2 separate regions of the Homo sapiens genome follow, and region 1 is linked to region 2. A link is a loop called in an ENCODE intact Hi-C map of the cell type or tissue named here. Cell type or tissue: Calu3. All regions are shown on one strand.

Evidence for each region. Hi-C counts contacts between places; a loop is a spot of excess contacts. Peaks named below come from ENCODE experiments on the same cell type or tissue, not always from the same donor. Only the 100,000 strongest peaks of a DNase experiment are listed, where the experiment ranks them.
Region 1: a loop joins it to region 2, with 3 times the contacts of the local background. A loop is called at or near these places in 34 of 110 quality-filtered maps.

The regions. Positions count from the first base shown.
Region 1 is chr11:121,109,629-121,114,628 of GRCh38, reverse strand. TBCEL-TECTA (TBCEL-TECTA readthrough) reads right to left here. Exons shown (of 30, transcript NM_001378761.1): 11 at 1,420-1,557; 12 at 911-1,076. TECTA (tectorin alpha) reads right to left here. Exons shown (of 24, transcript NM_005422.4): 5 at 1,420-1,557; 6 at 911-1,076. Among named protein-coding and RNA genes, the nearest start is that of TECTA, 11 kb to the right of the region's middle. In Calu3, no CTCF peak of the experiment used is centred here; a DNase peak (open chromatin) is centred at 1,918.
Region 2 is chr11:120,927,855-120,932,854 of GRCh38, reverse strand. All of the region lies in intron 13 of GRIK4 (glutamate ionotropic receptor kainate type subunit 4), which reads right to left. Among named protein-coding and RNA genes, the nearest start is that of TBCEL, 94 kb to the left of the region's middle. RefSeq lists a silencer at 2,978-3,027. In Calu3, no CTCF peak of the experiment used is centred here; a DNase peak (open chromatin) is centred at 3,044.

The sequences.
Region 1 (5,000 bases), 180 kb before region 2:
GTGGGTAGGTGGATGGATGGGTGGGTGGATGGGTGGGTGGGTGGGTGGGTAGCTGGATAGATGGGTGGGTGGATGGACTAATGAACAGAGGCATTATTTCCTTCTTCTAATTTCTGTAGCTTCTACTCCTGGAAGTAGAAATATTATCAGAAATTCTGTTTTCTAAATATTTTTGGACACAAAAAAGCAGGAATTCATAAACCAGGATGTTTCTCTGAAAGTCCATGGTGAGTTTGCACATCTAAAGGGGTTCGATAGTTCAGAAAAGGCTCCAAACTTTGGGTGCCCAATGTGAAGGACATCCACCCAGGTTCAACTACAGCTTACTCACAGATACCCAAAGTCAGCTTTGATTCTCCTCAAATTCCTGCACGTTTTGCTGATGCTGGGAAGATTTTAGGAGAACTTTTGTTTCTTTTTTTTCTAATCATACTAGGAAGTACTGATTTACCCTCATAGGAACTTGGCAATACTCCAACTGCACCCATTCCTGTAGATCTACAAAGTGCAGAAGACAGAGCGAGAATAAGGATGAGAAGAAAAACATAAAGGGCGGGGGGAGGAAATGGCAACAACAACAACAAAAATAATGTTAAACAGGAGGGCTGCCTTCTGTCCCTCTGGCTCAGAAATCACTCAAGATCTTGGTCCATTTCGGAGTTGTTCAGAACGGATAACTGTGTGCACACTCCAGAAAAGGACTTCCAAAGCCACAAGGTAGTGAATGCAGTGTTTTAGCTTCTGATGTGATGAATGCACATGCTAAAATTACCTTGATCTCCATTACCCAGCGGAGAGATGTCAAAAGAGTAAGGCATCAGGAATGAGTCCGCCCCCGTGGCTTAAAAGCTTGCCTGTCAATCTACACTAAACAAACCCTGCCTTGCCACAGACAGAGGAAAAGCTTTACCCCTTGAGGTGCAGCCATTGGCTGGGTCAATTTCCTTTCCATCAACTTTAAATGCCCAGCGGCCTGGAACATTGACGTTTGTGGTCTCCTGGATATTCACGATCTCGGGGGTTCTTGACCCCGGGAGGCTGAAGAAATTGGTGAGGTTTCCACCATTAAATCCTGCCTGCAGCACAAAAGGAAGACAAGATTTTTGAGTACAAAAATTCCCCATGGGTTAACTGGCCCAACTACCTTATTTTTAAAATCCAGCACCTCTAAAATCAAGAGCCGTCTTTTCCTGGAGTCACTGGGGCCAGCATTCTAGGTGAGAAAGGACTGCCTAGTTCATTTCATAGCCGAGTCAGGGTGCCAAACATGGGCAGGACTAGCCTCGTAGTCCACCTGCGAGATCAGACCTGCGTCTCTAGTTAAAAGCTGGTGGCAGGATTCCCTCCAGGATGCTGAGCCACAGAAGCAGAGAGTGCAGCGACGGAAACACGCGGGGGATGAAGTGGAGAGCCACCTACCTGTGCCATCACTCCACCAAGACCTGTCAGGGGGTCGCCGCCACTCGCCGTCCCCGTGGTCCAGTTGATTTCGTAATAATTGAAGAGGGTGAATGTATAGGAGCCATCGGACACTAGGACGGCCTGGAAGGTGTTCACCTACAGGATGGGAATGCGCAGTCTCATGACTTGCACTCCCCAGGAGGTCCTGGCCCCAAGGAGGTCCTCCCTTCACCCTGCGCCCTCCCCACCCACAGGCAGCTCAGAGCTGCTCTGCAGCCAGGCCCTCCAGCTCTGACTCCTCTCTGAATTTGTTCTCGCCTCCGTTGGGAAAAGCAAGACATGTGGGACTGTGCTTCTAAAAGAGAAATTGCCTGAGATAAACCCAGAGTCTGACTCAGCGCCCACTTATATCTCTGACTTCTACCAGACAGAAAATTCAGAGGCCCGGCTAAGCGTGTGATAATATGAAAGCACCTATAGATGGCAGCATGAGAATAAACTACAGGAAAGACTCGGCCGGGGACCAGGATGCAACCACCGGTTCCCCTTGCAGAGCGGGTTGGAAGAGGGAGCAGATACCAGTCCGTGTGATTAAAGTGGCCATGCGGATTGCGCTCTCTCTCTTCCCGGAAAACAACATTAATCTTGATGAGATGTCTCCCCTTTTAAAAATGGAAGTGGGAAAGTGATTTTTAAAAAGCACTTTCTGGGGAGAAGTTACTCCTCTAATTGAGCATTTGTGCATCACTTTATTTCTGAAAATCGTTAACATTCATCTGTACCCCAGACCAACGCTAAGACGGGTGATCGTATTGGCCCACGCCTATCTTATAGTTAAGAAAACTAGGGACTGCGGGAAATGAGTTACTAGAAATTTCACAGTGACCCAGCAACAGAAAACGAGATTTGCGCCAGAGTTCCCAGTCCATCTCTCAGAGCACTGCCATTCCATGCTGTCTTCATTTTAAACTTTTTAGGATAGAGATGTTGCTTAAATTCATATGAAACTTGTAAATGGTTTTCAGAAATAAGCTGTAGCAAACCCTGTCCTTTATATTTTCCTCTTGCTAATCCTCACCCCTTGTCACATGTTTTCAAAAAATTTAATAGAAATAGAGTTAAAAGGAGAGGCTGCATTGACCTTTTTCTATTCAAACCTAGCACTTTTCCCAGCTGCCTGACACTCTGTCTGATGCAGAGGAAGACACAAATCCTTATCCTGTGTAATCAAACTGGGGTAGAGGATCTTGGAAGCCCCAAATCTCCCCATTCTAGATGATCCCAGAAAGGGAGGCAAGCTATGAGTAAGAACAGCCCTTTTTGTAAAGAACTTTTCTTCCCATGCTCTGTGCTGGCCACGGCTGATGGCGTTTGTGATAGACTTGCTCAGGTAAACGCCTTCAGTCTCTGGCCCCATTCAACAGAAGAGGACAGTGGGACACAGAGATGAGTGAGCAGTAGGCTCAAGATTGCTGTAAGGTCACCAGCAGGCTCTTGTTCAAGGGACAGGGGCAAAGTCAAAGTCACACAAGGACTAAAGCTAGAGCCTCCTTCAGACCAAGATTCTCCTTCAGAAGGGAATTCCTTCTCCCACAGTGAAGCTGGAAATATCTTTGGTCCAAGCAGATCTCAAGAGCAATCCATTTCCAACCCCTGAAGTCACCTCTAAACCAACCAGCCATACCAGTGACACCCCAGAGGCTGACTGCCACCCGCACGCACCTCAGCTCACTCTTACACATTCTCACACTACAGAATTCTTCAACGTTCATTCCAAGACTCTTCTGGATAAAAAAATCTTTTTTGCTTCTGAGGACTTCAGCAATACCCGCAGGAGGCAGCTGAAGAAAGAAGAGTCTGGGATTTGGAGTTGGAAGACTTTGGTTTGAACCCTGCTCTGTCTCCTAGGAGATTTGAATCCTATTCTTTTTCTTGCCACTTGAACGAGATACTTGGCCTCTCCCGGCCTGTTCCCTTCCCTTGAAATTGGAGACAGTACTTGTCCGGGAACATTTTGGGGAGGGTTAAATGATATGCAAAAATAGCCTTCAGCACCAGACACATAGTAAACCCTCAGTAAATATTAGTTTTCCTTCCTTGAAGTAAACATGTCCCTTTTCCTTCCCTTCTGTTGGCGTCGCATGAGAATTTTTGCCTTTGAAAGACCTCTCAAGCCCAGTGTTTAGCTGGCCTGATCATATGTGTTTCTATACAGAAGGGGAAACATGGAATAACGGGATGAAAGAGGTGGGGCCAATTTCAAAGATGGGGATGGATGGACACTTTTGCAGCTCCAGAGAACTACATCATCTTTTTTTACTCCAAGGAGCTCAAAGCACTTAGATGTTACTTCATTCATCCTCACAGAAAGAGTTCTCACCTAGTTCAGAAATATACTCCAAAGTATAAGCCAGAAAGTATCTAAATTATCTTGCCATTTTTATTGCCAATGGAAGTTTTTTTGAAAAACTGGTGGTCAGCATTTGATAGGCATTTCTTCCCCCAACCCCATGACACTAAAATTTATCAATTGCTGGCATCCCACATTCTAACGCTGTAAGATATGAGGCTTAAAGGACATAAAACATCACCCGAGGAGTCGTTAGCGATCTATAACGTGACAGAGGGAAATGTGTGCTTCTTTAGAGGTTATTTCTAGCCAATGCATCGCTGTTTAAACTTGTGTCTTTCTGTTCTACAGAACCTCTTAGCGATAAAGTGCTTCTTGATGCTCTGGCTAGGAGGTGCTAAAACATAATGTGTTCGTGGTGTCGCAGCTGTGAACTGCAAGCCCAGCACTTTTTCACCTCTCTCTAACTCAGTCGTTTTTGTTCCACCCCTCCACAATTGACTCGTTGCCAAGGAAATTGGAAAACAGATGGAATTGGAAATAATCCTAAGTAAGTGGAGGGCAGATTTTTTGAGTGTCTTTGCTTACTAGAAATTATACAGTTGAAGATGTGTCTACTACTTCAAAACTCTCCACTGGCAAAGTCACCCAAACAAGCTGCAGGCTTTTGTGAAAACTGCATTCTGTCCCTTTATGTAGAAAGTTGATTATCTCTGCAATAATGGCAGTGATAATCTTTCTTATCTGACTTTTATTTGACTGCTTATTTGGGATTTCAGAGCAGATGTTGAAACTTTATTCATGAAATGCTTTCACTGCCCACTCTAATTAACATCAAATATGAATAATTTCAGCCCTGGTAACAATAAAAAAGATGTCACAACATAATAAAATGAGCCAGATCATTTGGGCCCAAACTTGGAACGCTATTTTTCTCTTCCAACCAAATTTTACTGGGGAGAGAGGGAGGAAATCAGGGATGGAGAGAGGCACTTGTACCTCGGGCAAGAGAAAAGGACCTTTGGGTCCCTAGATGGGTCCCTAAGCATGTGGCCTGGAATGGGTCTCAGTGCCTCAAGCACTCTCCTGCAAAACAGCAATGTCACTTACAGCAGGAAAGTTTTTGAGGGTTTTTTTTTAGGCATTAGTGATGATTTGTGATAGGGGTGACATATCTTCTGAAATATTACAGCTGACTGGGCTGGTTAACTGTGATAGTTCCCTCTGTTTCCTGCAAAGTGGGTAGCAA
Region 2 (5,000 bases):
TGAGGAGGCCAGCTGCCCCTGCCCCCTCTACATGCCAGCAGCTTTCTACAACTTTACAAGTCAGGCTTCACATCTCCTGTTTCACCTGCTGCTGGGGCTGCAGAGTGCCTCCCATTCTTCAATGTCATTTAACTCTGTAATTGTGTTACTTAACTCCGGAAAGCTTTGGGAGGCTACAGTTGGGATGAGAAAACGCTACCCAGAATAAGCACTCCTGGAAACCTTCATTCCAAGGTAATTGTCTCTGGAGATCCCCTGTATATTGAAAAGGCTTATGGAATTCCAAGCAAGGCCAGGCCTGAGGCTGTGAAAATGAGGCTGGCATTATCTGTAAACACACAGATAGGAAGCAGCTCTGTGCCTAGCAAGCCTGGCTTTCCTGGGAGGGATAATGCACATTTGGCTCTGGATGAGGATATGGGCCGAGAGTAACATGGGGCTGCTGAGCTCACTGGGGGATTCAGGGTGGGCGGGGACTGCCTGCAGAGCCCAATGCCCCCTCCCCGCCTGTTTCCTCCTCTCTAATGCTCAGTGTACCCTTGCAGCTCTCCACTGACTCTCTGCCCTGCACCAGGCAGTGTGCAAGGTGCTGGAATACTATGGTGAACAAATACAGGCACAGTCTCTGACAGCAAAAAATTTACAACCAATAGAGGAGGCGAACAAGTATCAGATTGCCAAAAAAAAAAAAAAAAAATTGTAAAATTGCACGTGTGCTGTGTTTATAGGGGGGTTATATATGTCACCATGAGAAGGTGGAACAGGGCTTGGGCAGAGCCTGGAAGGTCCACAGGAGTTTTCCCCAGATGAGACTCAGCTGCCTGAACAGGAGGGACCAGTGAGAAGGCCTGGGTGAGTATTCCCACAGAAGGTACAACATGTGTCAAGGCCCCGATGCAGGAGGGAGCTTGGTGCTTTTCAGGGGCTGTGGGAAGGCCAGAGTGGCTAGAACACACAGGGCCAGGAGCATGCTGTAAGATGAGGCTGGAGAGGCAGGCAGGTAGCAGAGGATGCAATGAACCAGACAGCAATCAGAAGGTCCTGAAGTATTTTCTACAGTGAATGTCCTACAGTATTGGACTTGTAATATCAATACAGCTAACACATATCTCTTCCTATGTATCAGGCACTGAACTAAGCCCTTTACATGTTACCTCACTCAGTATCCACAAAACCTCTATGAGATAGGTTACTATTATTATCCTTATTTAACAGATGAGAAAACTGAGGCACAGAGAGGTCAAGTAACTTGCCCAAGGTTGCACAGCAAGTAAGTGGCAGAGCCAGGATTCAAACCCACGTAATTTGGCTTCAGAGTCTGCATGCTGAATATGCAGCACATTCAATCGGCTCTAGTGAAGAAAAAGATTGAAGGGAGGCAAGAAAGGGCCCTCTGCATTTTTCTCCTCACTCCCTTGCCATGTATATCACCACACTCCAGGCACTCTGGTCTCCACCCCATCACTCCACCAATATCACTCCAGCCAAGGTCAGCATGACCTCCATGGTACAATAACCAAGGGGTGCCTAAGTCCTTGTGTTGCCAAACCTCCTAGCCTGCCATTCTCTCCAGTCCCTGCAGGGGCCCTCCTAATAAGGCCAAGGTCAAAGACATAACTGCTTCCCTCCACCTGCTCTGACCTGTGACTACATTGCCTGGGTCACTGGCACCAAGCCAAACTGGGTTCAAGTCCTCGCCCTGCCAGTTACTAACAGTGTGACCTTAGATAGCTGTGATATCCTCTCCCAGCTCGTTTTTCTTATCTGTAAAGTGGGGATAATAATTGCCAATTCAGAGATGTTATGAGGACAAAGGAAATAATACATATAATGCACAAAACACATTACCTGGAATAAAGCGGGTGCTCAATATTTCTAGCAAAACTCACTTACGCACCACAGCAACTATACCTGTCCTCCCTAAGAAATTATTCACGACTCCCACTCCTCTGCAGTCCAGCATGTGGGAGTCTGGCCCTCATGGTCTGCCTACTCCTGCAAGTTCAGCCCCATCTCCATCACTCCTCTCCCAGACACTGCCCCTCCCCTGCAGCCAGGCCAACTCAGCTGGCTCTCAACACACCTTGTACTTTTCTGCAGTTAAATTTACTCCACATCAAAAGTCCAAACATCAACTCCACCTACTCTTCAAGGTCTATTCAAAGTTTACCATCCTCATAAAACCTTCTCTGATCATCTTCTCAGGCATAAGCCCTCCCTTGTCTGTCGCCAAAGAGAGAAGGCAATGCTCATGCCACCCACCATGGCATATACTATAAATTTCCTTGTATTAGTACAGGATGCCTGGACTCACACTCCAACTCTGCCACCTATGAGCTGCGTGACCTTAACTTCTCTGTGCCTCAGTTTTTTCATCAGTAAAGTAGGGATAATGATAGTTCCCACCTCCATGGAGCTTCTATGGGAATTAAATGAGCAACCCACACAAAGCTTAGGCCTGACACAGATAACTCACAATAAATGTTAGCTCTTACTATTACTGCTGTTTACATTTGTGTGCATATCTTATCTCTACATTAGATAAACTTCTTGAAGCAGGGATCAAATCTTTGAAAAAATTTAACATAAACAACATTTCAAAACTGCCATTAGCCCTGTTTTGGAGACAAAGACGCTGAGACCCAGAGAGGTTCATCATTTGCTCAAATACACGCAGCTAGGACATGAAGAAAGCTAGCTTCAGACCCCCATGTACACATTCTCAGGACTGTGCGCTTGGCTTTCTTATTACTGCACTGTTCGCAGTGACTTTCCCCAAGAGGGCACACAGTCAGTCCCTAGTGAAGAGCCAGTGCAGCCAACAGCGTGGGTAAGGAGGGGACCCCCCCCCCAAACGTGGCCTGCCCTCGAGCCCCTTCTTGCTGGCAGCTGAAGCAGGCTGATTTCTGACAGATGCCTGTATGCAGGAGGGATTTTTGTCAGGAGGCTGGAACATTAGAACCAGATTCAGGTCATGCTGTGGATGCGATCAGACATCCTCCAACCTAAGGACTTGAAGCCGTAGGTTCCCCACTAGAGGGCGCCCTTCTCCCCTTGCCCTGCCCCAGACCCGGTTCCCTCTAACACCTTGGACGGTGTCATGTGGGACGCCCAACCAGAAGAGGAAGGGCCCCATGCTCCAATCTGGCTTAAAGCAGCTATCAGCGGAGGGGTGTTAATTACAGCCCGGGAAGGAATGGAGATGACAGGCCCAGGCTGAGCCAGAGGCCAGAAGACTGGCTCCACGGAGCTGCTTCCCAATTCTCCCCAGGCCCCAGTCCTTTTGTGCTGTGCATTTGAGCAGAATAACATCTGTATCTCAGCCCATTTCAAATTAGATTATCTGCTCACTTCCTGTCTTTTGATCAGTTTACCTGCGGGCGGCTTTCTCCCTCCCACCCGCACCTATTGAGATGCCCAGGGAACTTGCCAGGACTCACTGGGGTCACCGAGCTGCAGGGCAATGGGATCAGAAGGAGCCAGGGAGGCTCACTCCCACTCCTGGCCCACACGAGCATCCGCAGGGCTCATCCCTTAGACTTCAGCGTCACATGCCTGAGAACACACACATCTGCTCTCCTGCCACATGAGTCAGGCTGTCTGCCCACGCCACCCGCCGCGGGCTGGAGACAAAGAGAAACTCTTAGGGGTCACATGGCACCTGCAAAATATTTGGTGTCCTTGTCCACTGGGGAGACTGGATGCCAACCCCACCACCTCTCCCTTCTTTCAGAACCAGGATATAGGAACAAAGATCAGGGAATAAAGGAACAGTAAATAGCACCCAATTGTTCACCTGTGCCAACACACAGACACACACACACACACACATGTGCGCACACACACATACACGCGTGCACGCGCGCACACACACACACACACACACACACACACGTCTTTGCTAACCAGTGCGAGCCCATGTTTGTAGAAATCATCCCTGCTCACTGGGCCAGGCCTATCCACAGCAATGATTGAAGAGGCAGAGGCCCAGTGGAGCATTAGCATTCCTGGGAAAGTGGCAATGTCATCCGCAGGTCCAAGTGCTCCCTGGTGCTATTTCTCGAGGTTACAGCTTACTCTCGGGGCTGGATGAATTTCTTTAGAGTTAAATTAAAGTCCCCATGAAATATTTAGTTGGCTCGGCACAGGGCTGTGTTATTGGCCTATAGAGGGCAGATTTTAGGAACGAACCAGCGCTAAGGAAAGAAGGGGCTGGCAGTTCATTTGCAGGTGAAATTATGCGGCACAGAGGTCCAAGCTGACTCAAGAGGCCAAGCAGATACTATTTACCCTTGACCCTCTTGTTACAGGCTTCTATTCACTGGCCCACGAATCCTCAATCCTCTTGCTTTTTGGGGTCAGGCAGATGCATGTTTGAATCCCGACTCTGCCATTCACCAGCTGAGCAATTACCAGAAATCTGAGCTTCAGTTTCCTCATCTCTAAAATAGGCAAAATAATGTATACTTCTTAAGATTGTGGTGAGGGTTAAATTCAACTCCCTGTGTAAACAGAGCTCATGTGAGGTCCTGCTTCTTACAATCCCCTCTTCCCGTTGCAGCCAGAGGGGTCTTTGGGAAAGCTAAAGCAGACGATGCCATTTTTCTCCGTGTCGCCTTCTAGCTTTTTTTTTTTTTTTTTAAGACGGAGTCTTGCTCTGTCTCCCAGGCTGGAGTGCAGTGGTGCGATCTCGGCTCACTGCAGCTCCACCTCCCAGGTTCCAGCCATTCTCCTGCCTCAGCCTCCCGAGTAGCTGGGATTACAGTTGTGCACCACCATGCCCGGCTAATTTTTGTATGTTTAGTAGAAACACGGTTTCACCACGTTGGCCAGGCTGGTCTCTCACACTCCTGATCTCAGGTGATCCGCCTGCCTCGGCCTCCCAAAGTGCTAGGATTACAGGCATGAGCCACCATGCCTGGCCTGCCTTCTTAATATTTTTTTATGCCATGGACCTCTTTAACAGTCTGCTGATACCTGTTAACCTCTTATTTTAAAAT